2 separate regions of the Homo sapiens genome follow, and region 1 is linked to region 2. Evidence: chromatin loops called from intact Hi-C (ENCODE). Cell type or tissue: B cell. All regions are shown on one strand. Links, peaks and the distances in the headings refer to the core of each region. The heading gives the core; the rest is flanking DNA. Region 1 overlaps LINC00158 (long intergenic non-protein coding RNA 158). Region 2 has its middle 350 kb from the start of LINC01689.

Evidence for each region. A loop is a pair of places that touch in the nucleus more often than their neighbours do. Peaks named below come from ENCODE experiments on the same cell type or tissue, not always from the same donor. Only the 100,000 strongest peaks of a DNase experiment are listed, where the experiment ranks them.
Region 1: it touches region 2 in a loop (4-fold over the local background); 2 of 110 quality-filtered maps call a loop at or near these places.

The regions. Positions count from the first base shown.
Region 1 is chr21:25,381,301-25,391,929 of GRCh38, reverse strand. LINC00158 (long intergenic non-protein coding RNA 158) reads left to right here. Exons shown (of 5, transcript NR_024027.2): 5 at 5,592-6,110. Among named protein-coding and RNA genes, the nearest start is that of LINC00158, 45 kb to the left of the region's middle. In B cell, for the core only: CTCF peaks have their summits at 5,624 and 5,831 (motif pointing right); a DNase peak (open chromatin) is centred at 5,859.
Region 2 is chr21:23,962,567-23,973,195 of GRCh38, reverse strand. No RefSeq gene overlaps it. Among named protein-coding and RNA genes, the nearest start is that of LINC01689, 350 kb to the left of the region's middle. In B cell, for the core only: CTCF peaks have their summits at 4,183 and 4,384 (motif pointing right); a DNase peak (open chromatin) is centred at 4,345; H3K4me3 peaks cover 790 bases; H3K27ac peaks cover 827 bases.

The sequences.
Region 1 (10,629 bases), core at 999-8,998, 1.4 Mb before region 2:
GAAGTAGGTTTGCATTAGAGAGATCAGGAAAGTTGAGTGATCAGGATTTGGTAATAAATTGGGTGTGGCCGTTACAGAAGAGAGAAGAGGCAGAGCTGAGCCTGGGTCATGGTGTTTAAACTCTTGTTTAAAGCTAAAGATACATTTTTGCCAGAAAAATCCAGGTATGGACATTTTGCCTACAATATCAGGAGGCTCACAGAAGCTTTAGCCATATGTTAGAAACCACTCTGTAGAGGAAAATCCTAGAGGTTGGATAGGATGACCTGAAAGATTCCTTCTGCTTCCTCAATATTTCAATAGTTATAGAACCCAAATATCGGTATATTTTTGGGCCTACTGGTAGCTACAAGGAAGTCAGGAAGGGGAGCTGGTGCTTTTGTGAGGCACTAGGAAATGTAGGAGGGAAATGTATTTTGTTTTAGACCTGGAGGTTGAAGTGCTGGGAGGGCATTCTTGGGTAGATGTTGAGTGGGTTACCAAAGGCATACTTTGAGAAAGTGTTTAGAGCATTAGATCTGCACTGTTGAATATGGTAGCCATTGGGCACATGTGGCCATTGAAGACTGTGGCTAACAAAATGTGGCTAATCCTAACTGGGATATACTGTAAGTGTAATGTACATCCATTTCCAAGACAGTTAAAAAATGTAAAATATGTCAATTTAAGAATATTAGCTACATGTTGAAATCATAATATTTTGAATATATTCAGTTAAATAAAATATATGATTAAAATAAGTTCATCAGCTTCTCCTTACTTTTTAAATGTGGCTACTGGAAAATTTAAAAATGTGTAGTTTTTGTTTGCAGCTGACGTATTTCTGTTGGGTAGCACTGCTCAAGGTGGTGTTTGGAGGTATTATCAGGGACAACTTGGGAACATTTGAGCTCTCTGGGAAGAGGATATCCAGAGAGAAAAGCAGAAGGTTGAAAATGTACTTGTGGAGCATGTCTACATTCATAGGTCTAGAATGAAGAGGAGGAGACTGGAAAGGAGCTGTGGGATAAGGCCAGAGAAGGGGAAGTAGATGACATCACAGGAATGTGGTGAAGAAGGGGCATTAGGAAAGAAATGGATAGTGATTAGGATTATGCAAAGTAATTTGGCCTTTGTTCTATTGCTATTGGAGAGCATATGGAGGTTTTTTTCCCAGAAAGTAAAATGATCAAATTTAAATTTTAAGAAGATGATTTTGGCAAGGAAATAATGAACCAATTGGATTGACAGAGAAGCTGAAGGTCAGGTGGATAGCTAGAAAGTCAGGGAATAATAACAACCAAAAAGCCCTTAGGCATCTAGAAAGCTGAGCAGAAAAGAATTGTTTTGACTTTGAGAAAGAACTTTTTATTTTATTTTCTTGCCTTGAAAAATGAGGTGTTTTTGAACAGTGTGATTTTGGTAATTTAAAGCCTGTGTCTCTGTTTATAGAATCCAGGAAAATGGGTTGCCATAAAAATCAGTGTCACAGATGATTAAAGTTGTTTTGTGTGGGAAAAATAGAAGGCTATAAAGAAACTAAAGACACAAAAGTTATAGGATTTCTAAGAAACAAAGGTTGTCTTTTTGTATAATTGTCTCATGTAGAGAAAACAGAAAAGAAGATTATTCCCCACCCTTAAGAACATGAAAGTAGAAAAGAATGGTTTCTAAAAAGGGTTTTCCTTGAGACTCTGCCACCATAACTTGTGACCTTTTAAGGTATTTCTAAGTATTTACAAATTGAGCATACTATGTCCTAGAATGTTCTTTGAGCAGAAATTTTGGTACATAAAATTATTTATTTGGAGTTTGGTTTAAGGCAAAGAACAGGTTGAAATATATGAAAGTACAAAATTCAGAGAATTAAGTGAAGATGAGCTGAATATTCTGAAGGTTGTGTTAGTCCATTTTCATACTGCTATGAAGAAATACCTGAGACTGGGTAATTTTCTTAAAAAAAGAGGTTTAATGGACTCACAATTCCACATGGCTGTGGAACTGTAATGCCTCACGATCATGGCGGAAAGCGAAGGAGGAGCAAAGGCACATCTTACATGGTGGCAGGCAACAGAGCGTGTGCAGGGGAACTGCCTTTTATAAAACCATCGGATCTCGTGAGATGTATTCACTATCAGGAGAACAGCACGGGAAAAATCCACGACCATGATTAAATTACCTCCCACTGGGTCCCTCCCTTGGCATGTGGGGATTATGGAAGTTACAATTCAAGATAAGATTTGGATGGGGACACAGCCAAACCATATCAAAGGTATTTGGATCCTGTTTAAATATATGTTATAAAGTCTTTGCTAGTTTAAAGGGAAAAGAGAAAAAACTGATGGCAAAAGGAAGCCGATGAAAGGGGCCATATGAGGAGACTAACCAAAAGGAAATAGTCAATTAAAGACATTTGGAAAATTTACCTAGATGGAGTACTATAGGATTTGGACACTCTGCTGGATACTGAATACACAGGATTAGGATAAAATCAATGCTGTTGAAGAATAACTGTAATATGCAGCAGCTAACATTTATTAAGCATTTATTATATACTCATTTATGTATTACAACAGCCTGACGAAGTAGGTATTATCTCAATGCTACAGATGGTGCAGTGAGATTAGGTAACTTGTCCAAGGTTACACAGGTAGCCAGTGAGCCCACTATAACATGCTGTCTCCTTAAGTGTTGTTAGGGAGAAATATGATTTATTAGGCAGTGTTGGCTGAGTTATGTGTGGTAACATATGACTCCAAAAATTTTAGTAATCTATAATAACACAGTTTTTTTGTTTGTTTGGTTTGGTTTTGGTTTTGGTTTTCTGTTTTTTTTTGTTTTTTGTTTTCTTTTTAAATTTCATTGCAGGACAGTTGCTCTGATTCATTTCTGGACTTCAGTGGAAGAAGCAGCCCTTATTTAGGATATTGTTAGTCTTTGGCAGAGGGAATACAAAGCAATGGAAGGGTGATGTGATGGCTCCGAAAGCTTCTGTTGGATGTAGAATATAAAGTTTGCTCACCTTTTTTAATCCAAAGTAAGCCATGCGGCAAACCTGACAGTGGGGTGAGGAGTGAAATGTTCCCACTAGGGAGGGTCTTTAGAGGGCCCATACAGAGAGTTTAGGTTCTTTGTCTTTTGTTTTTGTTTGTTTTTATCGTGTGAATCTTTAGCTTTACAAGGAAGAGAATCAATGAATGGTTGGTCTGACTTCATTTCACACTGAGGAGTTAATAGTATGACCCAAAAAGTTAATCCCTACACTGTCAGTTTGGGAGTGGCAGGTGGCAGAGAGTTACGCACACGGGAGACAATGCAAGGGAGGGCGCTACCTCTCATAGTGATCAGTAAGGGTAGTGAGACAGCCAAGTGGAAAGGGGTCCACAGAGAAGCTTCAGGCAGCCTGCACACTGGGAAGAGTGAGCACTGGGGTGGAGCCACAGAAGTTTGCACCGTTTGCAGTGGGGAGGAGGCTGACCCCTCCTCTTCCCGGGTGGAAACCGGGATTCAATCTGTGAGGAGGGAAGCATGTATAGCAGGACTCTCTCTCTGCTGAGTCCGTTTCCCATTTTTTCCTTTTTGCCCCATAAATTCCATTTTTCTCACCCTTTAAAGTGTCTGTGAGCCTAATATTTCATGGCTGTGTGACAAGGACCTGGCTTTTAGGTGAACTAAGGAGAAAATCCTACAACAGTAGGACTAGGGCATAGCCAAAATCCAAACACAGCAAAATCCACACAACCAAAATCTTTGCTAAGCAAGGCACCTGGGAAAAAAACCTGTCTCAACAGTAAGTCAGGCCACATCAGACATAAGCTAAAGGCTGGCCTGAGTGAGAGCTGGTAGGGAAGGAGAGATGAAGCAAGATGATAGGAAACAAGATCTGGTTAGGGCTGAAGGTCAGTTCAGCTATCAAGGGCGGGGGAAGCCAGTTTTTGAGGAGGTCACTTCAAGCCTTGAGTTCCTTTGTCTAACCCCCTGTTCTCCTGGCTGTTTCCCATTAATTTTTGGGGAATGTGCTATGAACTGATGGGCACAGATGTGTGTAAAACAGAGACGGTTATAGACAGTCCTATTTATTCAAATGTGACAGGATGATGGACCTAGTCATATCCATAGAACCAATTATAAGCTAAACCCATGCAGGTAGTTAGGTGGAACAGACACATTTAAAAACGAAGAGCACTTTAATTCTTGAATTAATGTTAAATTCAGCCTGAATTTATTGGATAAATGTCTCATTTCATGTAAGTAAATCTAACTAAAGACTTTAACTAAATCTAACTAATGACTCTAACTAAAGCTATTTCCACAGAGATGTAAATTGTTCTTGATGAATACAATGAAAGCAAGTAATAATCGCTTTTTGGAACTTAGAACAAATTCACTTCAGGTGAAGGTTAAGCACTTGAGAATAAGACAATTATTTTTCCTTTCAAATACTAAAGAGTTGCAAAAACTCTGGTGATAAATTGGAACATTTGGGAAATGAAGGCAACAGTAAGATTTAATTTATTGCCCATGTGTAAGAATTCTAAGTTTTGCACATTCCTTGTAATCTTTTCCTATATACATGTAAAAACTGTGTAATTACATAGTTTAAAATTTCACTGTAATATAGCATGTTCCATAAATGATTTTTCAGGTTCTAGGACAGTCCTTATGATTATAATGGTTGCAAAATAGTTCACTGCATAGAGTTAACCTAATTTAATTTATTATTTTTATTATTAAACATGTAGTTTCTTTCAGCTTATTATCATTATTAACAATACTGCAGTAAATGGCCACATGGAACCTACATGTTTCTTTGTTTTGGATTTTTTTCATTGCAATACATGTCCTAAATTGGGATTACTGGGTCAAAGGTTATAAAATTTTAATGACTATGCAAACTGACTTAAAAATAACTACAAATAATTTAACAAAAACATGTGGGTATGTAATCCACTGAATTCTCGCTTGCTTTAGAAATTATATTTAAAGGTCACATAAATTGACTAATTAATATTGTAGAAAAAAATGATACTTTGTGTTAATTTGTGTGTCTGAATACTTGTGAGGCTAAACACTGTCCCGTAGGTTGCTTTAGCCAACAGAAGGAGTTATAATTCTTTCATTCGGTAATTGGACAAATATTTTTTGAGCGCCTACAATGTGCCAGGCAGTTTTTTTTGTTTGTTTGTTTCAGAGCACACAGCAGTGAAGTAAACAAACTCCCTTGCCCTCATGGATTTTATATTCTATGGTAAAAAAGACAATAAACACAATAAGTATTAAAATTATGTAGTATGTTAGAATAACTGCAGTAAAAAATAAAGTAAGATAAAAATAATAAGGAGTTTGTTAGCAGAAGTTGCATTTCTAAATATGGTGGTCATTGAAAAACAAACATTTGAACAAAGACTTGAAAGAGGTGGAGTAGGTCCCATATGGTATCAGAGGAAAGTGTTGCAGCCAGGGATGTTAAGTTGTAGAAGACCCTAAGGGGACCATGTGTGAGGTGTTGCAGGAGAATCAGGGAGGCCAGTTTGGCTAGAGTGAAGTGAAATCTTTGATGTGATGAAGTGATGATCTTTGATGAAATCTAGTAATGCTTATTTGTTTCATAGGAGAAAAACAAGGAGAGAAAAATCTAAACCCAGCAGAAGAGAAAGTTTAAGAAAGCGGTCGTCGCCAATACCAAAATTAGCTATGATATTCAGGAAGAAAAAAATGGAAACACGATAACCACAGTCAATAAAGACCAAGGCCACATTCCATTGACCAGAGCTCAGCCACGCGCCACACCTGGCTAAAGAGACTCTGGCTGAAGAATTCCCTGAATATTTTAATGTAGCTCTAGGTTATAACACAGAACAACCACAAGGTGGCAGAAGAACTCCATTCTTGTAAATCTCTTAGTTGCTTCTTTATTTCATCTTCCCTATTCCATCTAATGTTCCCTGAATTTTACTATTTTGTTGGTTTGAAAATATGTGTGACTTACGTCCTTTAAAGGATTTGGTTCGTAAGGTTTTGAATAGACTGGAATATAAAACATTTATAGAAAAGAAAAATACCTACAGTATGATGTTAGTGAACTATTAATAATCCAATTAAATAAAATATATTTGCTTTGGATTAATACATATTTTGTTTTGATGTTTGCTAAATAAAACTAAGCATTAGGAGGCCAAATAGCCACAATGAACATTTTCATATTATTTAATAAGCCAGTTTCAAGGCATACATGCTAAATTTGTTCTTAAGGAAAAGTTGAATTTTTGCTTTCATGAAATTACAAACTCTAAGGCAATTTTACACGTGTAAATCCAATGTGTTCTGAAGTTTAAAGTGTCAAAGGCTGTTGGATTTAAACAGATCTTGTATGACTCTCTGTTTCATCTCTTCAGAGGTTGATAGTAAGCAACTTTGGCAGCAACTCACAGCTTCTGCTGTAACATGAGGCTAATAATGACGACTTTATAAGGTTGTTGCAAAGAGTCAGGGATGCCACAAGCAACGTTCTTTATATATGCAGAATTTTAAAAATAAAGTAAATAAAAATATTCCTTCCTCTATTCCCCATTTTTCTAACATTATTTGCAACTGGTGTTTTAATGCAAGACCAAAGGCTAAAATATACATGTAGCTAGCAGAATCAAAACCTAGATCAGATGTTCAAAAGCATCATGCTGCTAAAAGATTTCAGAGTCTAAAACCTGTGCTCACTCTTCTGAAACATCTTTCCACTTCCTGTTTAAAAAAAAACGTGATATTCTTTGAAGCTCATTTTTTGGGCTTCATGTGTTGTAATTATACATTTGTTATATAGGGTATATGATGACTTACGCTCTAAGGTATTATTCAGTACATTGTAGAAAAAGGAGAATAAAGAATGTTGTTTGTCAGTAGGCAGCTCTGTCCTCTTTATCCTTGACTGTAATTTACTAAAGAGCTGACAAAATTACAGCACAGGCAGCAATTCACCATATTACCCTGCAGACAGCCAAGAGACTGACATTGAGATGATGCGTTTTAACTTGGGTCCATGTAAGGAACCTGATGGGGTTATATGAATTCTTTTCTGTACTATGAAAAAATGAAGTTGCTAATAAGAAGGAGGTACAAAAGTGTGTACTCTGCGCAAGGCTACTGATAAAGATGCTACAGGGATGCGTGGAAACCCAATATGTAACACTGAAATGGCTTTTGATTCATTTGTATTTGGTCTCAGACAAGAAAATAGATTAAGAAAAGGTCTGAAAAAATGGAGCACTAGGAAAAATGATAGGAAATTTTGTGTTGTTGATAGTTATCTAATATGAAATACACGTTTGTAATATTTTGACATATATGATTTAATACAACTATATTTTGTAATAAATATCTTTAATTCTAAGGATTGAAAATCTTAAAAGGATCTAAATTTTATAGTTATAGCTGTTTTGTTTCAATAGGCTGATGGACTTGGAAATTCCAGGTTTCTTAAACATATTCGATGAACTTGAAAAGCAGGGGGAGATACTTTCAGATGGCCTTGAATGGGAGCGGGGGGACCCTGGATTTCACTGGACACATCTTTCTTCCTTTCTTCTCTGTAGTTTGGGACCTCTTCTTCTCAACTAGTCAGCAATTATAAGAATGAAAATTACCAGCCGGGCGCGATGGCTCACGCCTGTAATCCCAGCCCTTTGGGAGGCCAAGGCGGGGGGATCACGAGGTCAGAAGATCGAGACCATCCTGGCTAACACGGTGAAACCCCGTCTCTACTAAAAAATACAAAGAATCAGCCGGGCATGGTGGCGGGTGCCTGTAGTCCCAGCTACTCAGGAGACTGAGGCAGGAGAATGGTGTGAATCCGGGAGGCTTATGTTGCAGTGACTGCACTCCAGCCTGGGCGACAGAGCGAGACTCTGTCTCAAAAAAAAAAAAAAAAAAAAAAAAGAATGAAAATTACCTTAGCAGCTATTCAGAGTAGGTCCAAAAGATAATCAAATAAAGAAGATTTCAGTATTCTCAAGGTGGAAGAGACAATGTCTTTGCATCTGCAGTTGGAAAGCCTGGAGTAATCTCCTTCCACTGTGGAAATCCCTTCTGTCCTCAAGGTCTCAAGCATATGATACCTTCATGATGGATTTCCTGACTCTTGGAGTTAAAACGTTCCGTCCCTTGCCTGCACTCACGTAGCCATTAGTTTATCAGGTGTTACATCCTCAAACAGAGCTGCTAGGCCACGTGTGCTCTTTACATACAACCTCTGACGCTGGCTAATGACTACTGGGCTGGCATTTTTCTCAATTCTTAAGAAAAACCAAAACCAGTTTGGTTTTCTTTTTAAGTAGTGGTAAAATAGACATCATGTAAAATCTACTATTCTAACCATTTTTAAGTGTACAATTCAGTGGCATTAAGTACACTCACATTATTATGTAATTATCACTACTCAACAGTTTTTTGTGTGGATTTTTCAGGGTTTTCTAAATATATAATCCTATCATCTGTGAACAGAGATAAATTTAATTCTTCATTTCCAATTTTATTTCCTTTTTTAGAACTTCTAATATTATGTTGAATAGAAGTCAGAAAAAAATGTGTGATTATACTTCTATGAAGCACCTAGAAGTCAAATTCACAGAGCTAGGAAGTAGAATAGTCTACGAAGGGCTTCGGAGAGGGGTAATGAGAGTTATGGTTTAACGGGTACAGTTTCAGTTTGTGTTGATGAAAACATTTTGGGCATGGAATATGAGCTTTTGTCTTAGGTTCTGATTTCAGAGAAAAATGGCCAATATATGCTGCTTTTGTTTTGCTCATGGCTAGAAAACTGGGGTCTGGGAACCAAGGGATGGAAGTGGGATTGGCCTTTTTCACTATCACTTCCAGTGATACACTTTGGGAGAATATTCATCTTCACAGCCTTAGGATCTTCCAGAATAAAATGTCTGGTTTCTCATGGGTATAACACACCTATGGGAGGACACAGTAAGAGTTCCAGTGAATGAAGCTACTCTACCCCTGGTCACTCTTGAATCCCCAAATCAGAGGATCAGTAGGCAAAAAGGGGGTGTTCTATATTGGTAGGATAATTGAGTCTGATTATTGCATGAGGACTGATGTTGCATCATGGTATCTGGTAGGAGTAGCTCTGGAATTTGGAAATTCACTGGGTTATCTTTGGATGCCTCCATGTTCATTGACAACTATAAATGAGAAATTGAGCAACCTTGGCCCAACCAAGATGAGACAAATAAAAACTAAGGTTTCTCAAGGATGAAGGTCTGGGTTATCCAACCAGAAAAGCCTCGAGCTGCCAAAATACTGGTCAAGGCAAACTGAAAATAGATGATGAAGAAGATTGATGGTGGATATTAGTTATGGCCTCAGGTTGATGACAGCATCAGGGACTGGCCCATCAATCCTTTATACTATGCCCCTGTAGACACCGGGGTTGGTTGGAGATTGAAGAGGCCTCTGTAACACTTGGGACTTAAGAGAAGCCATGCCAGACTGCTGCTTTTTGTCTTATATTGAAGGGAAATATCCGTGCTTGAGTATTCTACTTGATTTTTTAAAAAATAGCAAAGTTATCATTAAATCATTGCTTGTTATGAAATCCAGCCATTGTCAGCTATGAGAGTTGCCGGGGTAGGGCGTGTTTGAGTATGTACGTGTCTGTTTCCTTTGCACTATTTCAGTTCTAACCCTTGAATTGCTAATTGGGGGAGGGAATGGCCTCTTTTTAGATTGTCCTTGTTTTGACTTATCTGCCAAGGCAAAAGAATGTCAGAGGGTTTGCCACACAGTCCTGCAGGGACCCCTGCACTTTGCCAGGATTTTTGTGTCAAATACTTTGTTTGGCCAAATTTAGAGAATAGTTTAAAGGGGGAAAAAGCTTGCATGTGATATGTCTAAATATTATGTTAGAATACTTTTAAATAATATGCTGTGATTGGAATCTTTCTTCCTGAAGGTTGCGGAGCGTGCTGAGACAGTGCAGCTGTGTCTCTGCTCTCTGCATTCTTGGGCAGGCATCACTGTTTGTCTCCTCATACAGAGGGCTGAATGCACTATTTCACACTGATGCCACATTTTTAAATCTAAATATGATTAACATGTTTTAGGGTGTTTATCAAATAATTCACTTTTTTTGCAGATATTAAATGCTAAGATATTAAAAAAAGAGCAAGAGAGAAGGCATGCCACAGACTGTGTAATACTAGAGGAGGACTGTATTGGACACAGTACCACCTTTTATTCCATATACTTCTGTGACAACCAGGTCTATGCAGGATTTGACTAGCTCTGTACAGATATCATCTGATGGAGTTTTCACCTGGTACCTTACCATGGACCTCTGACTTTTGTTAAAGGCTTTTCTGGAGCATCGGCATTGGATGTTCTTGGAAGCTTGCTCACCTCTCATGAGTGTGCAATCTGAGCACTGGAGGAGATAATGCCCTGTGAAGGATAAAAACCAATTGATAAATGGCTTCTTCTCTCTTTCCCCAGGCAGATAGTTTTGACATATATTCCATAAGAGTCCTTCAAAGATTCCAGGAGATCAAAAACCAATCACCAATTTGAAAAATCATTCTCATATTGAATTTTTCTCGTACCTTGTTCTACTTTCTTTCATTCCTGCTCTCTAGGATAATCACTTCCCAA
Region 2 (10,629 bases), core at 1,304-9,303:
TACTTGTATCTAATAAAATAGATCTCAAGACACAAACTATAAACAGAGGCAAAGAAGTTTATTATATAATGAGCAAGGGGTCACTTCAGCAAGAGGTTATGACAAGTGTAACTATATATGCACCCAGCATTGGAGCAGCCAGATATATAAGGCAAATACTATTAAAGCCAAAAGGAGAGACATAGACCTCAACACAGCAATAGCTGGAGATTTCAACACACCACTTCCAGCATTGGATACATTATTCAGACAGAAAATCACAAAGAAACATCAGACCTAATCTGCACTGTAGACCAAATGGACCCAATAGATGCTCACAGAACATTTGATCCAATGGCTTCGGAATACTCATTCTTCTACTCAGCATATGGATAATTCTCAAGGATAGACCATATATCAGGTTACAAAATAATTTTTTTTAAACTTAAAAATTTGAAATTTTATCAGATATCTTTTCTAATAAAATTGAACACAATGAAATAAAAGTACAAAATAGTAATAAAAGAGTCTCTGGAAACTACACAAACACATGGAAATTTAACAATATGCTCCTGAAGGGCGAGTGGGTTAATGAAGAAATTAAGGAGAATATTTAAACATTTATTGAAACAAATGATAACGAAAACACAACATACCAAAACCTATGGGATAAGGCAAAAGCACTACTAAGAAAAAAGTTTATAGCTGTAAATCCTACAACATAAAAAGTTAAAAAAATGTCTCAAATAAACAACCTAACTCGTCATCTTAAAGATCTAGAAAGTTAAGAACAAATTAAATCCAAGTTTAGTAAAAGGAAATGAATAACAGAGATAAGAGCAGAAATAAATGAAATTGAAACAAAAACATACAAAAGATTAATGAAGCAAAAGCTTGGTTTTTTGAAGAAAACAAAATCAGCACATTTTTACCCAGACTATCTAAGAAAAAAAGAGAGAAGACCTAAGTAAATAATTTCAGAGATAAAAGAAGGAGACACTAGAACCATCCAAATAATCATTAAAGGCTACTATGAAGCAACTATATTCCAATAAATTAAAAAATGTAGAAGAAATAGATAAATTCATAGACACATACAATTTACCACAATTGAAACATGAAGGATTTAAGACCTAAACAGACTAATAACAAGTAATGAGATTGAAGCCATAATAAAAAGTATCCCATCAAAGAAAATCCTGGGGCCTGATGGCCTCACTGCTGAATTTTAACAAACATTTGAAGAAGAACAAATAACAATCCTATTCAAACTATTTCAAAAAATAGATGAGGAAGGAATACTTCTGAACACATTCAAAGAGGCTAGTATTACCCTGATGCCAAAATCTGACAATGAGACATCAAAAAAAGAAAACCACAGGCAATCTCCCTCATGAACATTGATGCAAAAATTTTCAAGAAAATACTAGCAAACAAAATTCAGTAGCACATTAAAAATATCATTATTCATAGCCAAGTGCAATTTATCCAAGGGATGCAAGAATGGTTTAACATATGCAAATCAATCAATGTGATACATCGTATCAACAGAATAAGGACAAAAACCTTATGACAATTTTGATTGATGCTGAAAAACTGTTTGATAAATTCAACATCCTTTCATAATAAAAACCCTCAAAAACTGAGTATAGAAGGAATATACCTCAACACAAGAAAAGCCATATATGACAGACCCACAGCTAGTATCATATTGAATGAGGAAAAACTTAAAGCCTTGTCTCTAAGAACTGGAACAATATAAGGGTGCCCACTTTTACCACTGGTATTCAACATAGTACTGGAAGTCCTAGCTAGAGCAATCAGACAAGAGAAAGAAATAAAGGTCATCCAAATTGGAATGAAAGCAGTCAAATTATCTTTGTTTGCTGATGATATATTCTTACACTTGGGAAAACTAAAAGATTCCACTAAAAAACAGTTAGAACTGATAAACAAATTCAGTATAGTTGCAGGATACAAAATCAATGTACAAAAATTAGAAGCATTTCTATATGCCAACAGCAAATAATCTGAGAAAGAAATCAAGAAAGCAATTGCATTTACAATTACTACAAATAAAAAATAAAATACCTAGAAATTAACCAAATAAGTGAAAAATCTCTATAATGAAAACTATACAACATTGATGAAATAAGTTGAAGAGGGAACAAAATAATGGAAAGATATTCCATGTTCATGGATTGGAAGAATTTATATTTTTAAAATTTCTATACTTCCCAAAGCAATCTACAGATTCAATTAAATCCCTATCAAAATATCAACATCATGCTTCATAGAAATTGACAAAAACAATCCTACAGTTTTTATGGAACCATAAATGATCTGAGTTTGTTCTCAGCAAAAACAACAAAACTGGAGGAATCACATTACCTGACTTCAAATTATACTATAGAGCTATAGTAACCAAAAAAAAAAAAAAAAAAAAAAAGCATAGTGCTGGCATAAAAACAGACACATAGACCAATGAAACAGAATAGAGAACTCAGAAATAAATCCATACATCTACAGTGAATTCATTTTTCATAATGGCATCTAGAACATATGCTGCGAAAAGGACAGTCTCTTCAGTAAATCGTGTCGGGAAAACTGTATATCTATATGCAGAAGAATGAAAGCATGCCCACATCTCTCACCGTATACAAAGTCAAATCAAAATGGATTAAAGACTTAAACCTAAGCCCTGACACTGTGAAACTACTACAGTGAAACACTGAGGAAACTCTCCAGGCCCTTGGACAGGTCAAATATTTCTTGAGCTATATCAAGCAAGCACGAGCAATCAAAGCAAAAATGGACAAATTGGGTCACATCAAATTAAACAGCTTCTTCACAGCAAAGAAAACAATCATCAAGGTGAAGAGACAACCCAAAGAAAGGGAGAAAATATTTGTATACTATCCATCTGACAAGGAATTAATAACCAGAATACACAAGGGTCACAAACAACTCAATAGGAAATAATCTAATAATCTGATTGAAAAATGGGCAGAAGATCTGAATAGACATTTGTCAAAAGAAAACATAAAAGTGGCAAAAAGGTATATGAAAATGTACTCAACATCATTGATCATCAGAGAAATACAAACCAAAATTACAGTGAGATATCATCTCACCCCAGTTAAAATGCCTTTTATCCAAAAGTCAAGCAATAACAAATGCTGGTGAGGATGTGGAGAAAAGGGAACCTTTGTACATTATTGGTGGGAAGGTAAGTTAGTTCAACTACTGTAGAGTACAGTATGGGTGTTTCTCAAAAAATTTAAACTAGAGCTAACATATGGCCTAGAAATCCCACTGCTTGGTATATACACAAAAGAAATGAGATTCATATATCAAAGAGATGTACGTACTCTCATGTTTACTGCAGCACTATTCACAATAGCCAAGATTTGGGAACAACCTAAGTGTCAATCAACAGATAAATGGTTAAAGAAAATGTGGTACTTATACAGAATGGAGTACTACTTAGCCATAAAATCAAATGAGATCCTGTCATTTGCAACAACATGGATTAAACCTGTCATGTATGCACATAAGGTACCCGTTGGCAGTGATGCTCCACTGCGCTCCAGGGTAAGTGTGGGAGGCTGTGGATGGGTCCCTTGTGGGTGTGGAGAAAGCACTGAAGCAGCTGGAAGCACACAGCACGAGAAGGAATTCGCCTTCACCAGCAGAGTCAGATAAGCGTTTCTGACTGCACTGCAGAAAGTACATGTTCAGTCCCTAAGGGACACTGCGCCGGTAAGAGACCTCCAGGTGCAAGCTGTGCGCCTGGGGGCTCAAATGCACAGCTTGGAGCAAAAACTGTGGGTAAGGACCTCCAGGTGCAAACAGGGCATTTAGAGGCCCAGAAAAGCAGCCTGGAACAGGAAACAAAGAATAAAGGAAAGAAAGAAGAAACAACCACAAAACAAATAACAATATGGCAGGAAACAGTGAGACAGCCGTCACTGTGACCTTGAGCCTGTTCTCCAGGCAGGGAACTGCCCCGTTCAGTCTAATGCTGAGGAGCAGGAGGCTCCCCGCTGCAGGCTCGCCCTGTGATCTGTCAGAAGGTAGAACATGAGCAGCCAATGGGACCTCAGGAGCGGGCTCAGGGCCCCCCTACTGTGGTGGAACACACTTCCTATAGTGCTTATACCCTCACTGAGCTGCGGGAGTTAGGCAAGCAATGTGGGCAGCTTTTGGGGGAGCCCCTTCCTGCCTGGTTACTCGTCTTTCGGATGAAGGAGCTGACAGCATTTCCTGCTCCACCTCTGAGGTGGAGAAGCTGGTTTCTATTACAACTTACCCCTCCCTTCCTCAGCAGCTACAGCTGGTGAACACAGGGGCAAGGTGACCACACTGATTGAGTGGCTGATGACAGTGAAATACCAGAAACTGTCAGTAGATGGCAGTGGCATACCGATTTGGTGCAGGTACTCCAGGGGCTGGGTATATGGCAGGCCATGTTTGATCTGAATACCTGGGGGCCAGATGATGAATGTTTTGTCTCTTATATGAGGAATCTTGTTCTGGGCTAAGTGCACCTAAGTGCTTTTGCCTCTCTGGCTGCTGTCCTCACCCCGTATGTGGGGTGTCGCATATATGAAGTGACTACTACTATGGTAGCCCTCGAGGAGGCAGAAGGCCATCAACAGGACCAGGGAATTGTGCCATAAAGAAGAGGAAGATGCTCCATCTACAGGTACCCACCCCCCGAGATAAGAGAGGGCTCCAGTGGGTGAACCGCATGAAGATGTGGACTGATTTAATTTCAGCTGTGTTGCTCCAGTGAAAATTGACAGACATCCCAACAGAATGCTGTTGGCTCTGGAGGCAATTGTCCCCAGAGCAACAATTCTGGAAAATACCCAAGAGGGGGCAAAACAATGTTGCTCAACCCAGTCCCACCCAGACGCTTCAGCTCAAGGACTATTTGCAGACTGGCTTAGATACGAAGCCTTTCCTGTTTGATTAGGAAACTGGCCAAGGTACCTGGGTTGCGGGGGAACCAGGCAACTGAAGGCCATACGTGGAGTTGGCAATCCACTGGTCTGCCACTAATGTACGATGGGTCCTAGCGCTGGTAAATACTGGTGCAGACTGCAATCTTTTTTATGGGAACCCAGATAAGTTTCTGGGCAGAGCTGCATTTATTGATGTTTATGTGGGCCAGTCAGTGATGGTGAAACCTGTGTCTCTGCATCTTGGCATTGGCCACTTGGCTCCTCCACCATACACTGTGTATGTCTCTTCCGTACCTGAATGTATATTGGGGATGGACATTTTGCATGGTCTGGACTTGTACACCATGGTCAGAGAATTCAGACTCAAGTCCCTGTAGTAAAGCCGGTACTGCATGGACATACATATCACCGGCCCCAAGTTCTGCCACAACCCTGACAGGTTACCTCCACTCGTCAATACCATTTGCCAGGGGGATATATGGAGGTAACTGAACCTATTAAGAAGTTAGGGGAGGTGCAAATAGTGCATAACACCAATATCCCCTACAGTTCCCTGGTATGGCCAGTCAGAAAGCCTGATGGGACTTGACAGATGACAGTGGATTGTTCGGAACTGAATAAAGTAACACCCCTTCTGTGTGCAGCTGTACCTTCCATTGTGGATTTGATGGACCACTTGACAATGGAACTGGAACAGTACCACTATGTTGTAGATTTGGCTAATGCATTATTTTCCATTGACATTGCTCCAGAGAGCCAGCAACAATTTGCCTTCACATGGGAAGGACAACAATGGACTTTCACTGTGCTGCCACAGGGCTATGTACATAGCCCCACTGTTTATCATGGTCTTGTGGCCATGGATTTAGCCACCTGGAAATGTCCAAAAGAGGTCCACCTGTTCCATTATATTGATGATATTATGTTAACCTCTTATTCTCTTGCACATTTAGAAGTGGCGGCGCCCCTCTTGTGGCAACATTTGGCAGTATGCAGTTGTGCCATCAACAAATCCAGAGTCCAAGGGCCTGGATTGTCTGCCAAATTCTTAGGAGTTATTTGATCAGGTAAGATGAAGGCCTTAACAGAGGCCATCATTAATAAAATCCAGGCATACCCCCAACCCACCATGGTGAGACAGCTGCAGTCCTTTGTAGGCCCCTTGAGGTGCCTACACCTAAAGACTTTTTGTAGGCCTTTTGGCCATTCATGCCCCATTTGGCTCAAATGATAAAACCATTGTACTGGTTGACCAAAAAAGGGGGCTACCTGGGAGTGGGATGATGAGGCTGAGACAGACTTTCTGTCAGCCAAGTGGGCTATTCAGCAAGCACAGGCCTTACAAGTGATTGATCAGGGACGCCCATTTGAACTTGATGTACATGTGACTACAGATGGTTTTGGCTGGGGCTTATGGCAGCACAGAGAGCACTTTAGAATGCCAGTAGGTTTTTGGTCCTAGCTGTGGAAAGGAGCGGAGCTCCGATATTCATTGATAGAGAAGCAATTAGCTGCTGCATATGCCACACTTCAGGCCTGTAAGCCAAGAGCATGAAGGGATGGGCTATGGTCATCCTATGGATGGCTTACCCAATAGCGGGGGGGGGGGGTGTGCTCATGGGTAATGACCCCCAACCCTGGGATGGCATAGACATCCACTTTAGCAAAGTGGGGCACCTAAATTGGAGCAGCAAAGTTCACAGAGTATAAGTCCTTTAGCAGCAGAGTTACAAGAGGTCACTGGGCCTGTAGTCCTAATGCAAGACAAGGCCACAGGGCCTGAGGCACTCCTAGACCCTGAGCCATCACCGTTTAAGGAAGGGCACCCCCCATTCCTGATGGGGCACGTTATACAGATGGGTCCAGCTGGGACACTACTGCTGCCTTGAATGCAACAGCAGTCCAGCCTAGTATTGACATGTATGGTTTGATACTGGGTGTGGACCAAGCTGCCAATGGGCTGAACTCAGGGCAGTGTGGATGGTGATCACCAAAGAGCAGATGCCTATGGTAAACTGCACTGATAGTTGAGCAGTCTATTGAGGCTTAACCTTATGGTTAACTACCTGGAAGTTACAGAATTGGCTTGTAGGCCATTGGCCCATTTGGGGCAAACCATGTGGCAAGACCTTATAACTGTCTACCATGTGTAGGGTCATATGCCTTTGACCACCTCCAGTAATGATGAGGCAGATGTCTTGGTCAAGGTCCATTGGTTAGAGTCGGCATCTACATGAGATGCGGCCTTGTGGCTACACAGGAAACTGAGACATGTGGGAGATAAGCTGATGCGGCAGGTCAATAGGTGCTGGGGTCTGTCTTTGCCCTCGCGGGACTTTTGGGAGGCCTGCGAGAAGTGCCCGTCATGCACTCAAGTGTAATGGAGACACTGCTCAGTGTAACACAACAAGTGAGTGTAGGGCAGATGCCCTTGACAAGATGGCAAATAGATTACATTGGACCACTGCCAAAATCACAGGGCTACACGCATGCACTGACAGCTGTAGACACAGCCACCAGCCTGTTGTTTGCTTACCTTAGCAGGGTGGCTGACCAGCAACACACCATTCGAGACTTGTAACACTTAGGTGCCTTATACAGCCATTCCCTGGCCATTGAAAGTGACGGGAACACATTTCACTGGACAGCAGGTACAACAGTGGGCACAGCGGATGGACATACAATGGGGGTTCCACGTTCCTTATAACCCACAAGCCGCTGGCATGATTGAGCGATATAGTGGACTCCTGAAGAATGGTTTACTTTTGCATGTTACTCTTACTCCCCAGTCTTTGTGGTGCTGGAGTTCCAGGTTGGACCTGGCGCTCCAAAACTTGAATGAGCAGCCATGGAAAGGTGGCACAGCTACAGTGGAGGCACTGACACTGGGCCGCTGCCCCCATCCAGCTACAGATACAAACCAAGGATGACTTCCACCGACCAGTTATGGGGACAAATGGTAATCTGTTGTTGCCTGCCCCAATGCCTCAAATGCAGAACAGAAAACCTGGTGTTGGCCCTCCAAGCCCCCCATTGCTGATGGTTGGCTGACATAGCCCCCAGAGGGGAGGGCCTGCAGTATGACTTACATGTTACTCCTTGGGTATTTAATGTGTGGTCCTCACGATTAACCATTCATAGGGGAACAGCCAGGGAAGGGACCCTCCTCCGGGGGACATGTGTACTGCCTGTGTGGTCTAACATGAGCTCCCCTGTGACTTTGGCACAGTTACAAGACCCTAAAAAAACACAGGGATCTGATAAGCTGTCGCAGAAGAAGTCCTTGGAGGCTGCGTTGTTTTCCAGAGATGAAAATTTGGCCCGTATTTTGCCTGAGGGACATGACTTACCCCTGTTAATACTTGTGCCTCCTTTGCGGTTCCGGCCGTAGGTTGACATGCTCCAACACCATTGTGGACTGGGCCCACACCTATGCCCAGGTGACCAATGTCTCCAGCTGTTGGATCTGCACTGCCCTTCCAGCAGCAGCTGTGGATGGCTTGCCCTGGAATGTACATCCAACTTCTAAAAAGAACTACTAGACATGGCTAGAAACTTGGGGTCCCACAGACAGTGGTTGGAATGCAACATGGTGAGCTTTGGATAGGGGGCATTGCAAAACCCATGACAGGCCTGCCCCCGGCTGACTTATAGTGTCCATGATGGGTGGTGCTGGCTAATGAGAGAGCACATGGTACTCTCATTGCAGGTACCATGATGTATATATAGAGCAACACTGCGGTGAAGTCACTGTGGGATTGTTGCCCGCTGCAGCCTGTGCAAACATAATATGTGTCTCCTTACCAAGCCCAAGCCCCAATGGACTTTGTGCCCCCTGGGAGTTTATGGGTATTTGGGAACACAGGATGGCCATGTCTGCCAGCCAACTGGACTGGATATTGTTGCTGGGGGTGGCCCATGTGCCTGCCACTGTGCTTTCCACATCGCCTTGTCATCCACATAACTGGAAGGCGCTACGTTCCTGGTTTTTGTAAGTGCAGCGGGCCCTCTGGTGGCTCTACCCCTTAGCAATAACTATCCCAGGAGCAGGTGTTATTCATGTAGAAATGCAGGTTACAGCCCTTGCAGTGCACACAGCTTGGGCCCTGAATTACACCCAAGTTACCCTCCTTTTGTTAACCGATGAGGTTGATCAGATCAGGAAGGTGGTGCTGCAAAACTGGATGGCCTTAGACATAGTAACAGCTGCCCAAGATGTTACTATGTTCCCTTGTAGGCATACAGTGTTGTACATTCATCCCTGACAACCAGCAGAACACAACAGCAGATTTACAAGGGATGTCACAGGAGATTAAGGTGGTTGAGTGCCTTACTGACAACCCCCTGCAGAGATGGTGGGCATCTCTGGGCTCTGGCCTATGTTGGGTTCTCATAATCATAGGTAGCACAGTAGGAATATTGGTAGTAGGTTGTTGCTCTCTGTATTGTTGCTGTGGCCTCTGGGTCCAGGGTACTGCCCTGTGTGCACAGGTCCCCACAAAGAGGACTACCTTGGCCTAGGGGGTGGAGTGTAAGGAACATGGCTGCACTGCAGCCAGGCAGGCATAGGCCAAGATAAACATCCTGTGTGACTCAACGAGATTGGACTCCAGGCACACAACTCTGTGCATTATATAATCACAGCTATGTAGCCATAGTATGGGAGGGCTCATCACCTGGCTTGTAGCCACTGTTGTTTGCCAGGTGCATAAATGCAAACACCCACAGTGTGAGTGAGCTGCTGAATAAAGCCATGTCCCATCTACCTGCTGTCTCGTCAGTGTTCTTCCCACTCCCTACCCCTCATCTACCCACTACCCTCAGATCTCAGCTGGGGCTTGAACTTGATACCTTGCCTTGATGACAATTGCCTTGATGACAATTGTTAATTATAATAATAACAAAAATTTGACCACTCCCTTAAAAAGAAATGACTTATGGACTCCACAGCACATAAATTCAATATAAGTTTTCTCCTTATATGTTTGGCTCAAGAGCACACACATTTTTAATATTAATATATTTAATATTACAACCATCTACAAATAGCAATTCCCAATAGGTGTTTACAATCTTGATCAAACACAGACTTGCACAATCCCTGAACATTAAAGGTTGAACACCCATTGCTATCATTTTGAAAAGATCCTCAAGGTATTTGGCACTGGTTGTGATAAACGGTCATGATTAGGTCAGTTCAGATGGATGACAGGACAGCTGTATGCAGTTCTATCAATTACTTTTTGGTAATGGAACAATTCAAGAGAGCCAGTGAAAAGCATTAATACAACTTGACAGTGGATAATGAATTATTTGATGGTTAATGGTTGAAAATGCTGTATCAAAGGCTAAATCTGCTAGAACAAATCAATTACCATTCTTAATACCAACAGATAGGTTTTCTGCAAAACCTGGCATATATGGCTGTGTTTAAAATTCTAAATGGCCATGTAAAAGTGAACTAAGATGATCATAAGTAACACACTATTAACTTTAGGAAAATCAAACATTATATTGATTCTTTCATTATGTAAAGTCAATTAGCCCCATCGTCAGTGGTCAGTGTTTACTTAAACAGTGTGTGGGCCTGTGTACTTGTGAAGGTACGAGTATATGTCTGGAAGGCATACAAACCTTCTTAAATTTTGAGTGTTGCCTTTGTTGCTTAAACAAAATAACA